Regions from separate parts of the Homo sapiens genome. Here region 1 is linked to region 2. A link is an interaction called in ENCODE POLR2A ChIA-PET data of the cell type or tissue named here. Cell type or tissue: Caco-2. All regions are shown on one strand. Each heading gives the region's core, and the rest is flanking DNA. Links, peaks and the distances in the headings are about the cores only.

Region 1 (7,973 bases), core at 1,324-6,323, 180 kb after region 2:
TGAAATTAACTTCAAACCATCCTCAAAAGAATAATAGGCCAGGCCAGGCACAGTGGCTCACGCCTGTAATCCTAGCACTTTGGGAGGCCAAGGTGGGCGGATCACCTGAGGTCAGGAGTTCAAGACCAGCCTGCCCAACATGGTGAAACCCCCGCCTCTACAAAAAATACAAAAATTAGCTGGGCACGGCGACAGGCACCTGTAATTTCAGCTACTCGGGAGGCTGAGGCAGAAGAATTGCTTGAACCCAGGAGGCAGAGGTTGCAGTGAGTGGAGATCGCGCCACTGTACTCCAGCCTGGGAGAAAGAGCGAGACTCCGTCTCAAAAAAAAAAAAAAAAAAAAAAAAAAAAAAAAAGAATAATAGGCCAAACACAGTGGCTCACGCCTACACTTTGGGAGGCCAAGGAGGGAGGATTGGCCGGGCGCGGTGGCTCACACCTGTAATCCCAGCACTTTGGGAGGCCGAGGCAGGTGGATCATGAGGTCAGGAGATCAAGACCATCCTGGCTAACACAGTGAAACCCCGTCTCCACTAAAAATACAAAAAATTAGCCAGGTGTGGTGGCAGGCGCCTGTAGTCCCAGCTACTCGGGAGGCTGAGGCAGGAGAATGGTGTGAACCTGGGAGGCAGAGCTTGCAGTGAGCTGAGATCATGCTCCACTGCACTCCAGCCTGGACAACAGAGCGAGACTCCATCTCAAAAAAAAAGAGGGAGGATCGCTTGAGCACTGAAGTTGAGGCTGCAGTGAGCCTCTGCACTGTAGCCTGAGGAACAGAGTATGGCCCTATCTCCAAAAAAAAAAAAAAAAAAAAAAGAATAACAATGTTGCATGACATCTTGTCTTGGATACAGACTTTCACTTTCCTCTATTACCTGTTTCTTCAAAACGTCCTACCTTTTATTGTTATCCCCCTGCTTTGATGCTGGGCATTGTCATCCACACTTGAACCAAAATAGTAGACACCTACCTAACTGTTCTGACTCTAGCCTTTTGCCTCATCAATCTAGAGATTATTCTGCAGTCTCCAGGAATTTACTAAATGTGAGCAGACCAGTAGCATGGTAAAAACAGTGTTTCAAGAGGAATTCAAAGTACTTTACAATCCCACAATGCTCCTATCAAATCTCTCGGGTGGCATATAAACCTAGCTTCCCCACTGATAAACAAAAATATTCTGCAAAGAACATAATACATTTTAACAAGATGCTGTGATGGAATGGAACATTTTATTTCCATTTGTCTTTTTTTTTTTTTTTTTTTTTTTTGAGACGGTGTTTCGCCCTTTTCCCCAGGCTGGAGTGCAGTGGCACAATCGCGGCTCACTGCAACCTCCGCCTCCCAAATTCAAGCAATTCTCCTGCCTCAGCCTCCTGAGTAGCTGGGATTACAGGTGCACATCATCACCCCCGGCTAATTTCTGTATTTTTAGTAGAGATGGGGTTTCACCATGTTGGCCAGGTGGTCTCAAATTCCCAACCTCAAGCGATCCACCCATCTCAGCCTACCAAAGTGCTGGGATTACAGGCGTAAGCCACCCTGCCCAGCGGTCATTTATCTTTTTTCTAGTGGTGGTCAGGGCAAAGGAATGCCTTCCTGCTTCTGCCTCCTACTCACTTCTCTAGAGCAGAGGAGAGGACCTCCTTCCATCACAAGTCATTTCCTACTCCATTCCACATTAATCATTTCCAGAAGTCCATCTATACCATTACTTATCGACACAATGTCACACTATTTCATATTGTTATAGTTTTTTTGTTTTTGTTTTTTTGAGATGAAGTCTCACTGTGTTGCCAGGCTGGAATGCAGTGGCATGTTCTTGGCTCACTGCAACCTCCGCCACCTGGGTTCAAGTGATTCTCCTGCCTCAGCCTCCCGAGTAGCTGGGACTACAGGTGCGTGCCACCACGCCCAGCTAATTTTTGTATTTTCAGTAGAGACAGAGTTTCACCATGTTGGCCAGGATGGTCTTGATGTCTTGACCTCATGATCAGCCCGCCTCAGCCATCCAAAGTGCTGGGATTACAGGCATGAGCCACCACACCCAGCCATAGTTATGTTCTTATGTAAATTTTCTCAATAACCAGATTACACATTTTTGGTTAATACTTGCACAGCTGAACAGATTATGAATTTATGAAAGGTAGATAATGTCTTGATTACATCTTATCCCCAGGAAACCTAAAGGACAGTGGTGTATATGCACATGAAGTAAATCTTTGCTTCACCTGATCATAAAAATCACCTGGCCAAGCACGGTGGCTCACACCTGTAGTCCCAGCTACTTGTGAGTCTGAGGTAGAGGATCACTTAGCCTGGGAAATCCAGGCTGCAGTGAGCCATGATTGTACCACTGCGCTCCAGCCTGGGTGATAAAGCAAGACCCTGTCTCAAGAAAAAATTTAAAAAGTAAATTACCATCCTGGCTAACACAGTGAAACCCTGTCTCTACTAAAAATACAAAAAATTAGCCAGGCGTGGTGGCAGGCGCCTATAGTCCCAGCTCTTGGGAGGCTGAGGCAGAAGAATGGCGTGAACCCGGGATGCGGAGCTTGCAATGAGCCGTGATCGTGCCACTGCACTCCAGTCTGGGCGACAGAGCAAGACTCCAGTCTCAAAAAAAAAAAAGTAAATTAAAAAAATTAAAAATCACCTAGCAGGTAGATTTCCTGGAGACTGTTTCAGAAAAATAGGCATGAAAGCAGAAATCTTAATTCTATCAACAAGCACCACAGATCCAAATCCAGAAAACCTTTGGTAGTACTTTTTTTTTTTGAGACGGAGTTTCACTCTTGTTGCCTAGGCTAGAGTGAAATAGTGCCATCTCGGCTCACTGCAGCCTCCGCCTCTCCCAGGTTCATGCAATTCTCCTGCCTCAGCCTCCCGAGTAGCTGGAATTAAAGGCGCCCACCCCGCCCAGCTAATTTTTTGTATTTTTAGTAGAGACGGGGTTTCACCATGTTGGCCAGGCTGGTCTCAAACTCCTGACCTCAAGTGATCCACCCACCTTGGCCTCCCAAAGTGCTGGGATTACAGGCGTGAGCCACTGCGCCCGGCCAACCCTCTACTGAGGGTTAGGGTTTTGCCATGCCAAGGTTAAGTTACTTCTAAAACTTAACCTTATGTTCTCATTTATAATTTTCTTACAATGCTTTATACACTTTACTGAGCAATAGGCTTAAAATACGGTTAATAAAACTTGCAGAAAAATACAAAATAGTATAAGCAGGAGTAGATATTATAGAACAACTGAACCCTTATTTCACAAATGAGGAAAGTGAGGTCAGAAAACCTAAGTGGCTTTAAGGTCATACAGCCAATGAGTAGCAAAAATAGAAACTGTATCTTTTGTCTTTCAGCCCAGCACTTCTTCTATTGTACCATACCAAAATTTATTTATAAAAAATCAGCAGTAAAGCATTATTTACTAATGTCCATCAAAAACAGACCAGTTGAACAAACTCTGGTGCATCCTCACTGTGTAGGTGTGGAAATGAATAAGGACTACCTCTGTTCCAATATGGAATGATCTCCAAAATATACTAGGTGAAAAGACCAAGAGGCTGAGCAGCGTATATAGTAGGAAAACCTTTTGCATAAGAGAAAAAAAGAATATATGCAGATATTTGCTTATTATTGCAAAATCCAACATTTAAAGGATAAACCAAAACCAAATAAATATTAGAATGGTTCAAGCACCAACCATGAGACAACCCTTGGCAATTCCTCCTCAAAGTCCCAGCTATAAAAGTGGTAGTAGGCTGGAAGCCGTGGCTCATGCCTGTAATCCCAACACTTTGGGAGGCCGAGGCGGGCAGATCATGAGGTCAGGAGTTCGAGACCAGCCTGACCAACATGGTAAAACACCGTCTCTACTGAAAATGCAAAAATTATTTGGGAGTGGTGGTGCACGCCTGTAATCCCAGCTACTCAGGAGGCTGAGGCAGGAGAATCGCTTGAACCTGGGAGGTGGGGAGGCAGAGGTTGCAGTGAGCCAAGATTGCACCCCTGCACTCCAGCCTGGGCAACCAAGTGAGACTGCGTCTTTTAAAAAAAAAAAAAAAAAAAAAAAAAGTGGCAGTAAGTTTGAGTGGTGGTCCCTACTATTTGATATTCTTAAAAGTTCTGGGCCGGGTGCGGTGGCTCATGCCTGTAATCCCAGCGCTTTGGTAGGCCAAGGCGGGCGGATCACCTGAGGTCAGGAGTTCGAGACCAACCTGACCAACATGGAGAAAACCCCGTCTCTACTAAAAATACAAAATTAGCCAGGCATAGTGGCGTCTGCCTGTAATCCCAGCTACTCAGGAGGCTGAGGAAGGAGAATCGCTTGAACCTGGGAGGCGGAGGTCGCGATGAGCCAAGATCGCGTCATTGTACTCAAGCCTGGGCAACAAGAGAGAAATTCCGTCTCCAAAAAAAAAAAAAAAAGTTCTGGGCCAGGCGCAGTGGCTCATGTCTGTAATCCCAGCACTTTGGGAGTCTGAGGTGGGTGGATCACCTGAGCCCAGGGGTTCAGGACCACCCTGGACAACATGGCAAAACCCTAACTCTACAGGCCAGGTGCAGTGGCTCACGCCTGTAATCCCAGCACTTTGGGAGGCCAAGACGGGCGGATCACTTGAAGCTGGGAGTTCAAGACCAGCTTGACCAACATGGAGAAACCCCGTCTCTACTAAAAATACAAAATTAGCCGGGTGTGGTGGCACATGCCTGTAATCCCAGCTACTCAGGAGGCTGAGGCAGGAGAATTGCTTGAACCTGGGAGGCGGAGGTTGCGGTGAGCCGAGATCACGCCATTGCACTCCAGCCTGGGCAAGAAGAGCGAAACTCTGTCTCAAAAAAAAAAAAAAAAAAAAACCCTAACTCTACAGAAACAATGGACACGGTGGCACCTGCTTGTAGTCTCTGCTACTAGGGAGGCTGGGGTAGGAGGGTCACCTGAGCCTGGGGAGGTCAATGCTGGAGTAAACCGTGATCGCCCACTGCACTCCAGTCTGGGAGGCAGATTGAGATCCTGTCTCAAAAAAAAAAAAAAAAAGTTATAGTAATACCATCTCCTCCCTTTTGTTCCCCTGACCCTTAATAGTTTCACCCTACAGTAATTAATTTCTAAGTTACCTACTGCTATGGTTTAGATAAGGTTTGTCGCCACCAAAACTCATGTGGAAATTTGATCCCCAATGTGGTGGTGTTAGGAGGTGGGGCCTACTGGGTGGTGTTTAGGTAATGGGGGCAGATCTCTCATGAGTGACTTGGTGCTGTTCTCCTGGTAGTGAGTGAGTTCTGGCTCTCCGAAACTAGATTAGTTCCTGGGAGAGTAGGTTGTTATAAATCAGGCCATCCCCAACGTTTCCCCTATTCACATGTCAACTTCCCCTTTGACCTTTCCTGCCACACTGTGATACAGCTGGAAAGCCCTGCCAGAAGCCAGGGCCATGGACTTGAACTTCCTAGCCTGTAGAACCATGAGCTAAATAAACCTCTTTTCTTTATATAATAAATTACTTAATCTCAGGTATTCTTTACAGAAACACAAAATGGACTAAGACACCTACTCTACCATCTTTTGCCCTTCTGGTGTTATAACACATATGTAACCAATTCCCTATATTAAATTTCCTCTTTGAAATATTTAGTATATTTTCCAGTTTTTGGCTGGATCCTGATGGATAAAAAATTCTAAGGATTTAGAAGAACTGCAGGCTAGGCGCAGTGGCTCACGCCTGCAATGCCAACACTTTAGGTCAAGGCAGGTGGAGGATTGCTTGAAGACACGAATTCCAGACCAGCGTGGGCAACATGGCAAAACTCCATCTCTACAAAAAACACAAAAAAATTAGCCTGGCATGGTGGCATGTGACTGTAGTCCCAGCTACTCAGGAGGCTGAGATGGGACAGTAACTTGAGCCTGGGAGGGAGAGGTTGTAGTAAGCAGAGATTGCACCACTGCACTCCAGCCCAGGTGACAGAGCCAGACCCTGTGTCTAAAAAAATAAAAATCAAAAAAATTCCCAGCACTTTGGGAGGCCGAGGCAGGTACATCACGAGGTCAGGAGTTCAAGACCAGCCTCGCCAAGATGGTGAAACCCCATCTCTACTAAAAATACAAAAAATTAGCCAGGCGTGGTGGTGGGTGCCTATAATCCCAGCTACTTGGGAGGCTGAGGCAGGAGAATCGCTTGAACCCAGGAGGTGGAGGTTGCAGTGAGCCCAGATCGTGCCATTGTACTTCAGCCTGGGTGACAGAGACTACGTCTCAAAAAAAAATATTGGCCAGGTGTAGTGGTGCCCACCTGTAGTTCTAGCTACTCGGGAGGCTGAGGCAGGAGGATCGCTTGAGCCAGGAGATTGGGGCTGCATTGAGCCATAATCACACCACACTTTAGCATGGCAAAAAAAAAAAAAACAACAACAAAAAAAGAAAACTGCAAAGGGATCTTTTTTTTATTTTTTTGAAACAGAGTTTCACTCATGTTGCCAAGGCTGGAGTGCAATGGCGCAATCTTGGCTCACCGCAACCTCCACCTCCCAGGTTTAAGCGATTCTCCTGCCTCAGCCTCCCAAGTAGCTGGAATTACAGGCATGTGCCACCACACCCAGCTAATTTTGTATTTTTAGTAGAGATGGGGTTTCCCCATTGTTGGTCAGGCTGGTCTCGAACTCCTGACCTCAAGTGATCCACCCGTCTCAGCCTCCCAAAGTGCTGGGATTACTTTAAGTTAGCTTCAGGTATTTTATTAGTAGTAATATGGAATATATATAATTTTTTTTTTTTTTTTTGAGACAGAGACTCTACCGCCCAGGCTGGAGTACAGTGGCTTGATCTCAGCTCACTGCAACCTCGGCCTCCCAGGTACAAGTGATTCTCCTACCACAGCTTCCCAAGTAGCTGAGATTACAGGCACATACCACCACACCCAGCTAACTTTTTTTTTTTTTTTTTTTTGTATTTTTTAGTAGAGACGGGGTTTCCCCATGTTGGCCAGGCTGGTGTCAAACTCCCAACCTCAGGTGATCTGCCCACCTCAGCCTCCCAAAGTGCTGGGATTACAGGCGTGAGCCACAGCACCCATCCAGTTGTTACATTTTTAAACCTTCTTATACATACATAGGATAAAGCAAATAAATGTTAATATTATTAAAACCAAATATTTCAGTATGAGACAAATATAAAATCAAAAGAAAAAATCCCATAAATGTGTTAAATTCAGTTGTAAATATCAATATAAAGTTCTGATTTCTAATAATATTTTCTGGGCCGGGCGTGGTGGCTCACACCTGTTATCCCAACACTTTGGGAGGCCAAGGTGAGTGGATCATCTGAGGTCAGGAGTTTGAGACCAGCCTGGCCAACCTGGTGAAACCCCATCTCTACTAAAAATACAAATATTAGCTGGGTGTGGTGGTGGGCACCTGTAATCCTAGCTACTCCGGAGGCTGAGGCAGGAGAATCACTTGAACCTGGGAGGCGGAGGTTATAGTGACCCAAGATTATGCCATTGTACTCCAGCCTGAGAGACAGAGTGAGACTCCGTCTCAAAAAAACGACAACAACAAAAAAACATATATATATATTTTCTGAGCCAGGCGCGGCAGCTCACGCCTGTAATCCCAGCACTTTGGGAGACCAAGGCAGGCGGATCACGAGGCCAGGAGTTCGAGACCAGCCTGGCCAACATGGTGATACCCCATCTCTACTAAAAATACAAAAAATTAGCTGGGCGTGGTGGAGGACACCTGTAATCCCAGCTATTTGGGAGGCTGAGGCAGGAGAATTGCTTGAACCCAGGAGGCGGAGGTTGCAGTGAGCTGAGATCCTGCCACTGAACTCCAGCCTGGGTGATGGAGCGAGACTCTGTCTTAAAAATAAAATAGAATAAAATAAAATAAAATTTTCTAGTTGTGACTACTGAAAGGACCTAGAAACAATGAAGACCCTGTAGCAATGAGCATCCCTAGCACACAGATCCTG
Region 2 (7,973 bases), core at 1,975-6,974:
TGACAAAGGTGAATGCTGAAGCCATGGCCTCACTTACCCCACCTTTGATCTGTGCCTGCCTTTGGCCAAGAGCATCAGAAAAAAAATAATGCGGCCTGGGCAATACAGTGAGACCCCATCTCTACAAAAGAAAAAAGAAAAAAAATTAGCTGGGCATGGTGGTGAGCACCCGTGGCCTCAGCTACTCGGGCGGCTGAGGAAGGAGGATTGCTTGAGCCTAGGAGGTCAAGGCTGCAATGAGCCGTGATTGCACCACTGCACTCCAGCCTAGGCAACCAAGTGAGACCCTGTTTCAAAACAAAATTTTTTTAAAAAAAGAAAAGCAAAGAAAAAAACTGTAGCCAATACTTATGAAGCACTACTATGTGCCGGGCCCAGTTCTAGGCACTTATCTGTACTGATCCACTTAGTTCTCATGACACCTTCAGGGAGGTGGCCACTGCTCCTGCCCACATTTTGCAGAAGAGCAAATTTGGAAGTAAAATTTGGAGCTGGCATTCTGGCCCAGACAGGCTAGATCCAGCGCGCACTCTCATGGGTACCTGCCTCAACCATTGCCTCTGAATTCCACTGAACCTGGAGAGCAGTGCCCCGTCCTGGAATGTGCCAACTCTCCGCAGCTGGGATCTTTAAGGTCAGTCTAATTACTACCTCTTGGGTGAAACCCCCAGGGATCAGGCCCCCCCTAGAGCCCCAGGGGCCTCCATGCTACATGCCTACCAGCACCCTGCTCTCAACCAACTGAACTCTTTTTTGTTTTTCAAAGCCTCTGAACTATCTTCTCAACTAGACTGTAAATCCCTCAGAGGCAGGGTATGAATCCAGCAACAGGTAGAACAGTTCCCCACACATTCTGCTCAATAGATGCTAATTTTTTTTTTTTTTTTTTTTTTGAGACAGAGTCTTGCTCTGTCCCCCAGGCTGGAGTGCAGTGGCGCAATCTCAGCTCACTGCAACCTCCACCTCCCGGGTTCAAGTGATTCTCCTGCCTCAGCCTCCTGAGTATCTGGGATTACAGGTGCACGCCACCACACCTGGCTAATTTTTGTATTTTTAGTAGAGACAGGGTTTCACCATGTTGGTCAGGCTGGTCTTGAACTCCTGACCTCATGATCCGCCCTCCTCGGCCTCCTAAAGTGCTGGGATTACAGGCGTAAGCCACTGTGCTTGGCCTTAGATGCTCACATTTGATGGTGACATTCTAAATTAGTTTCCTCCATTCATTTCCTTTTTTTTTAGACGGAGTCTTGCTCTGTCACCGAGGCTGGAATGCAGTGGCGCAACCTCGGCTCACTGCAACCTCCACCTCCCGGGTTCAAGGGATTCTCCTGCCTCAGCTTCCCTAGTTGCTGGGATTACAGGCACACACCACCATGCACAGTTCATTTTTGTATTTTTTAGTGGAGATGGGGTTTCACCACGTTGGCCAGGCTGGTCTTGAACCTCTGACCTCAAGTGATCCTCCCACCTCGGCCTCCCAAAGTGCTGGGATTACAGGCGTGAGCCAGCACGCCCAGCCCCCTCCATTCATTTCTTTTTTTTATTTTTTATTTATTTATTTTTTAGACAGAGTCTCCTTCTGTTGCCAGGCTGGAGTGCAGAGGTTCGATCTCGGCTCACTGCAACCTCCACCTCCTGGGTTCAAGTGATTCTCCTGCCTCAGCCTCCCGAGTAGCTGGGACTACAGGCACGCGGCACCACGCCCAGATTTTTGTATTTTTAGTAGAGACGGGGTTTCAGCATGTTAGCCAGGATGGTCTCCATCACCCTCCCAAAGTGCTGGGATTACAGGCGTGAGCCACCACACCCAGACCCCTCTGTTCATTTCAATCCACATTTCTTGAAGGCCTGCTCTATGCCAGGCCACTTCACCTCTGTAAACTCATTTAATCCTCTCTAGCCCTGGAAGGAAAAGCTAATATTGCCTCCATTTTTGCAGAAACAACGTGAGGCTCAGAGAGAAGAAATGACTAAAATTACACAGCTGGTACATGGCAGAGGTGGAACTAAAAAGTTAAGTGTGTCTACCCCAGAGCCGAGTAGACCTGCTCTTTTTTGAACACTTCCTGGACTTTCATGCCTTTGTCCCAGCTGTGCCCTCTCCCTGGATGCCCCTTCCATCTGGGCAGCTCCTACTAGACCTGCCTTGGCATACATAACACAGGAGAACGGATTGCCAAAGGGTAGGAGAGTGCCTGGTCTATAGTGTGCGCCCAACACAGATTTGGTGAATGAATGAACACTGGGTCCAGCAGACCTGGATTCTTCCATGTAACCCACTGTGTGGCCTTGGTGGAGCCATGCGGGTGCAATAATCCTGGTTTCCACCCTTCAGGGCTGCTGCTGGGACTCAGTGAGATCATCATGTATCTAATGCCCTTTGCTCAGTGCTGGGCACACAGTCAATGCGCATTGAATCTTAGCTATTGCTACCTTTACAATCAATCAAAAGTCACTTCTGAAGAATAGACAGGGCTCCCCCAGGCCAAATAAATAATTCCTCCCGGGACAAACCCCAGCTCTCACTCCCTCCTCTTTAGGCAGGGGGCTCCCTGAAGGACAGAGACCCGGTTTTATTCCATCTTGCCGTCCCCCATGGTGCCGGGCATACAGTGGTGCCCAGTAAACGTGTGTGTTGCACAAACATGCGGTAACTAGGGCCCCATCTTTTTCAAAAGAACACACTCCCCAGGTGCAGCCGCAAAGAGAGACTGTTCAGCTGTTCAGGTGAGGTTTTGGGGTGAAACTCGTCTGAATAATAGTTTTACTGAACACAGCCTCACCCCCAACAAGGAGGCAATTTGAGGTGGGGGTGGGGAGACTTAAATGTGGGCTCCCGGGTTTTAAAGGGGGTAGCGCGGGAGGAAGCCCCCCAATAATTGCGGGGCTTCCCCCACCCCCAGAGCTGGATTAGAGGCTGCGCCACTTCCTTTGGGGCTCGCTCGCGCTTCCTGGGAGCCTTTGATGTGGGTTCTTGGTAGATCCTGCCCGCGGGGCCTGGATGCGGGCGGAGCCTCCGGGCAGGGCGGGGCCTCAGCCTGGGTCCGCACTGGGGAGGCGGCCACCCGGTAGCTTGGGCGGGTTCCGCCCACCTCCCGCCTGTATTTACAGCCCCCTTCCAACATCCCCGACTCCCTGAGGGCGCCCCTCATTCTGCTCGGCCTTGCCTTCCCCATTCGGCCACATCCTCCTCTCTCCCAACTCAGCTTCGACCCCCAAAGCCTTTCCCTAACCATCGGAACCACAGGCTTTTCTCCGGCCTCTGAGTGCCAGTCTTCAACTAGGTGTCTTTTAAAAAATCAAAAAGCATCTCATCCTACGGGATGTGTGTGAAAAAATAAAAATAAAATAAAGAAAAAGGGGGCCGGGCGCGGGAGCTCACGCCTGTAATCCCAGCACTTTGGGAGGCCTAGGCGGGCGGATCACCTGCAGTCAGGAGTTCGAGACCAGCTTGACCAAACTAGAGAAACTCCGTCTCTACTGAAAATACGAAATTAGCCGCGCATGGTGGCGCATGTCTGTAATCCTAGCTACTCTGGAGGCTGAGGCAGGGGAATCTCTTGAACCTGGGAGGTGGAGGTTGCAGTGAGCCGAGATAGCGTCATTGCACTCTTGCCTGGGCAATAACAAGAGCGAAGCTCCATCTCCAAAAAAAAAAAAAGAAGAAAGAAAAAAAGAAAAAGATAGCCCATCGCTCCTCCATTGCAGACCCAAAGGCTGTCAGCTGAATGGAAGGTGCTTCCTCACGACCTTTGGGATAAGTAAATTTGAAGTAATAGAAATAGCCAGCTGGGCGCGGTGGCTCATGCCTGTAATCCCAGCACTTTGGGAGGCTGAGGGGGGCAGATCACCTGAAGTTAGGAGCTCGAGACCAGTCTGGCCAACATGGTGAAACCCCGTCTCTACTAAAAATAATTAGCCAGGCGAGGTGGCGTGCACCTGTAATCCCAGCTACTCAAGGAGGCTGAGGCAGGAGAATAGCTTGAACCCGGGAGGCAGAGTTTGCAGTGAGCTGAGATCGCGCCATTGCACTCCAGTGAGCCGAGATCGCACCATTGCACTCCAGCCTGGGCAACAAGAGCGAAACTCCATCTCAAAAAAAAAATTTTTTTTGAAAAATAGGCCAGGCCTGCCTCAGTGCTCTTACACGTACTGTCCCCTCTGCCTGGATCAGTTTGTGCCCCTGCCCCCAAATTTTCAGGGCTGGCTCCCTCGCCTCCTTCAGATCTCTGTTTGAAGTTCAGCTCATGTCTGCCACATGTCCTAACCACCGTATTTAAAATAGCAGCCTCAGGCCAGGTGCGGTGGCTCACGTCTGTAATCCCAGCACTTTGGGAGGCCAAAGCAGGCAGATCACCTGAGGTTGGGAGTTCGAGACCAGCCTGACCAACGTGGAGAAACCACATCTCTACTAAAAATACAAAATTAGCCGGGCGTGGTGGAGCATGCCTGTAATCCCAGCGACTCTGTCTCAAAATAAAATAAAATAAAATAAATAAAATAAAATAAAATAAAATAAAATAAAATATAAAATAAAATAAAATAAAATAAAATATAGCAGCCTCTCACCCCACTCCACCTCTGGACTCCCTGTCCCCCTTCCTTGCTGTATTTTTCTCCATAGCAATTACCACCACCAGCTGCCACACTCCAGAGATTACCGTTCGTTTGTCTATTGTCTGTCTCCCCCTGCTCACACCACCCCCATTCGTGTGTGAGCTCCAGGAGAAGGGCCGGGGTTGCTGCTGCTCTGTGAGTCATGAACCGTCCCCACCCCCTAGTCTGTCCTACAAATTTGTTAAATGAATGAGCAAATAAACATAGTGGCTTCCCAGCTGACCAGTGATGAAAGCTTACACTGCGTGATCTAGGCTAGTCACTGCTGTCTTTCCCTCCCTCTCCTCATCAGTGCATTGAGAGATGACAGTAGCTCGGCCTCTTAGAGCAGTATGACGATGGCACAAGTTACTATTTGCCAAGCACAGAGCATGACGTCATGCCCAGAAGCCCAGGATACAATCCAGAGACAATGACAAATGGGGGATTCCCGCTTCTGCAGAAGGTGGGGCGACTGGTGCCCAGGGGCCCCCAGGAAGTGCCCTTACCTGACTCCCAGGATCCTCCTCTGTGACCCTGGGGCCTTCCAACCTGCCAGGTACTTTTCCTGTATTATCTTATTTTATCCTCCCAATAGCCTCTGTGAGCAGCACACTCCCCATTTCACAGACAAGGAAACTGAGGCTTACACAAGTGAAGTGACCTGCTCGACGTTGCACAAGGAAGTGGCAAAGTCAGCCTCTGAATCCAAGCCGTTGGGCTCTAAAGGCCCTGATGCCACTCAGCTAACCATGTGGCCTCTGGACATCACTGCCATCTTTTCTCTTACCCTCCTCTCCTCCTTGCACTGTGTTCTGAGGGTCAGCCTGACAACCCGTGTCCCCTGGGCAGATGTGCAGAGGAAGATCAAGTTGTTGTTCGCCAGGGGCCGAGGGCAAATTTCTGGCTTCCCACGGCCACCACTTACTGGGAGTTTCGGATGAGGTGCTTCACTGCCCTGAGCTCTTCTTCCGGGTCAAGTGGGGATAAAAATAAAACAATACCCACCTTGTGGGAAGACATGGGATCCTGAAAAACCTGGCAACGTGCCTGGCACATGGCAAGTACTCCGTAAATGTCAGCTAGGATTATTTTTATCATTGACACCATATTTGGGGGCCCCAGGCTGGCAGAGTACCTGCCAGGTGTCACCCCCTTCCTGAGTCCTGACAGTTTGGCTGCAGGCCTGCGTGGAGGCTTGGAAGGAAGAAGGGAGGAAAGGAGGAAAGGAGGAAAGGAGGAAGGGGTCAGGGAAGCCCCTCTGTTTGTTTTCTGTCTCTGAGAACTTCCCAGTCTGACTCTAGCCCCTTCCCCTCCCTGCAGGCACTAACACACAAGTCCCCCATTCACCAGAAATCTGTCCCAGGCTCCCTGGCTGCCATGCTCCCTGGATAAACCCACCAGGATGCCCTCAGCCCCTGAGGGAAGAGGAGAGAGCTTACACTCCTCCGGGCCCCTATTTCCACGCCCATCACCAGGCCTGGGCCCTCACAAGGCTACACACACACCAGGAAGTGCCAGGAACACAGCCACGCCAGAGCTCTCACAGATGCCTGTGCACACACACACACACACACACACACCTTTCCAGGCAAACTTGCATACACTTTCCTAATGGCCAGGTCTCAGGGGCTCTGTAGGGACCACCTCGGGACAGGACATGGTCTTCCCTCCCCCATTCCCATTCCCCTTCCTGCCCTGTTTCCCTCTGTCTGTCCATCCATCTTCATCAACCAGTCCCAGTGGGCCCCTGCTCACTCCCTCCGTTCCCCCTCCATCCGTCCGTCCACACATGGGTCCATCTGTCTGTCGCCTGCCTGTAGCTAGCCCTGCAGTGAGCAGTCTATCCCTACCCAGCCCTGCCCATCACTTCTGCCACAACACCCCTGCAAGATCCTGTCCCTGTCCTCAGCAGGGTCTCTCATCATTTCTCTAGAACCCACCCATCTATCCCCCCACCCCTTCAGCTGTGTCCTTCATCTGTCAATCTGTCCATCCATCCAGCCATCCATCCATCCATCCATCCATCCATCCATCCATCCAGCCATCCATCCATCCATCCAGCCATCCATCCATCCATCCAGCCATCCATCCTTCCTTCCTTCCTTCTTCCTTCCTTCCCACCTTGGCCCAGCCCCTCTCAGCCCCCTCTGCATCCCATCCATCACTTCTCAGACAGGCCTCCCCAGCCAGGTAGTCACCTCCTAGCGGCTCCATCTGTCTGTCTGTCTACCAACCCATCCATCCATCTGTCTGCCAGCCCATCCATCATGCCACAGGCCACTTGTCCATTCTTGCCACCTTTCACATGTTCCCTAGTTAGGCCCCTGTGGTATCCCCCAGCCAGCGCAGTGTAGGTGGGGGGCGTGTGTTCATGTCAGTAGATATGTCTGTGGCCGCCAGCATGCCTTGTGCTGAGCAGAGGGCAAGGGACCTGGATGAGGAGCTGGGGAGGGGTTGGGGACAGGAAGACTGGGAACCTCTTGGTGGGGGGCACAGCAGCTTCCCTGTGTATTCTCCCTGTGGTCTGTTGCACCATAGGCATCAATGGCCTGCTCAAAAATAAATACACGACTGGAAAACTCTCCCACCTCCATTCTTTTTCCTTTTTGGGGGGGTGGTGGGGACAGAGTCTTGCTTTGTCCTCCAGGCTGGAGTGCAGTGGCACGATCTCAGCCCACTGCAACCTCCACCTCCTGAGTTCAAGCAGTTCTCCTGTCTCAGCCTCCCAAGTTGCTGGGATTACAGGCCTGCGCCACCACGCCTGGCTAATTTTTGTTTTTTGGTTTTGTTTTTTCTTTTCCGGGATGGAGTCTTGCTCTGTCACCCAGGCTGGAGTGCAATGGCCGGATCTTGGCTCACTACAACCTCCGCCTCCCGGATTCAAGTGATTCTCCTGCCTCAGCCTCCCAAGTAGCTGGTATTACAGGCACGCGCCACCACGCCTGGTTAATTTTTGTATTTTTAGCAGAGATGGGGTTTCACCATTTTGGCCAGGCTGGTCTCGAACTCCTGACCTCAGGTGATCCACCTGCCTCTGCCTCCCAAAATGCTGGGATTACCGGCATGAGCCACTGTGCCCGGCTTCCGTTCTTCCTGATTACTTAAGAGGGGCCTGACTAATGCCCAGCATGGTTGGGGACCCAGGCCCCTCAAGCCCTGGAAGTCCCTTGCCTGGGGTCATCCAGTCTCCTCCCTCAAAGGGCTCTCACTCCCCACCGCCGCTCCCTCTCCTCTTCCTGCTGCTGAGAGACGAGAGACCAGCAGAAAGAGACTTGGAGAGACGGAGACACAGAGGCAGATGGAGAATGCTGGGCGCCCGGGAAAGCCCAGGAAGGAGCCCGGGCCACGTGGAGGAGAGGCAGGTGGGAGGAGGC

What was found. Peaks named below come from ENCODE experiments on the same cell type or tissue, not always from the same donor. Only the 100,000 strongest peaks of a DNase experiment are listed, where the experiment ranks them.
Region 1: POLR2A ChIA-PET joins it to region 2 with 8 read pairs; 3 of 35 experiments call an interaction of 5 or more read pairs at or near these places.

What each region holds. Positions count from the first base shown.
Region 1 is chr1:16,337,560-16,345,532 of GRCh38, forward strand. All of the region lies in intron 1 of FBXO42 (F-box protein 42), which reads right to left. Among named protein-coding and RNA genes, the nearest start is that of FBXO42, 11 kb to the right of the region's middle. In Caco-2, for the core only: no CTCF peak of the experiment used is centred there; no DNase peak of the experiment used is centred there.
Region 2 is chr1:16,159,562-16,167,534 of GRCh38, forward strand. It overlaps EPHA2-AS1 (EPHA2 antisense RNA 1), which reads left to right. Exons shown (of 3, transcript NR_187275.1): 3 at 5,195-7,181. Among named protein-coding and RNA genes, the nearest start is that of EPHA2, 7.5 kb to the left of the region's middle. RefSeq lists enhancers at 2,484-3,012, 2,865-2,934, 2,873-3,167, 3,013-3,540, 3,541-4,068 and 2 more. In Caco-2, for the core only: no CTCF peak of the experiment used is centred there; a DNase peak (open chromatin) is centred at 4,824.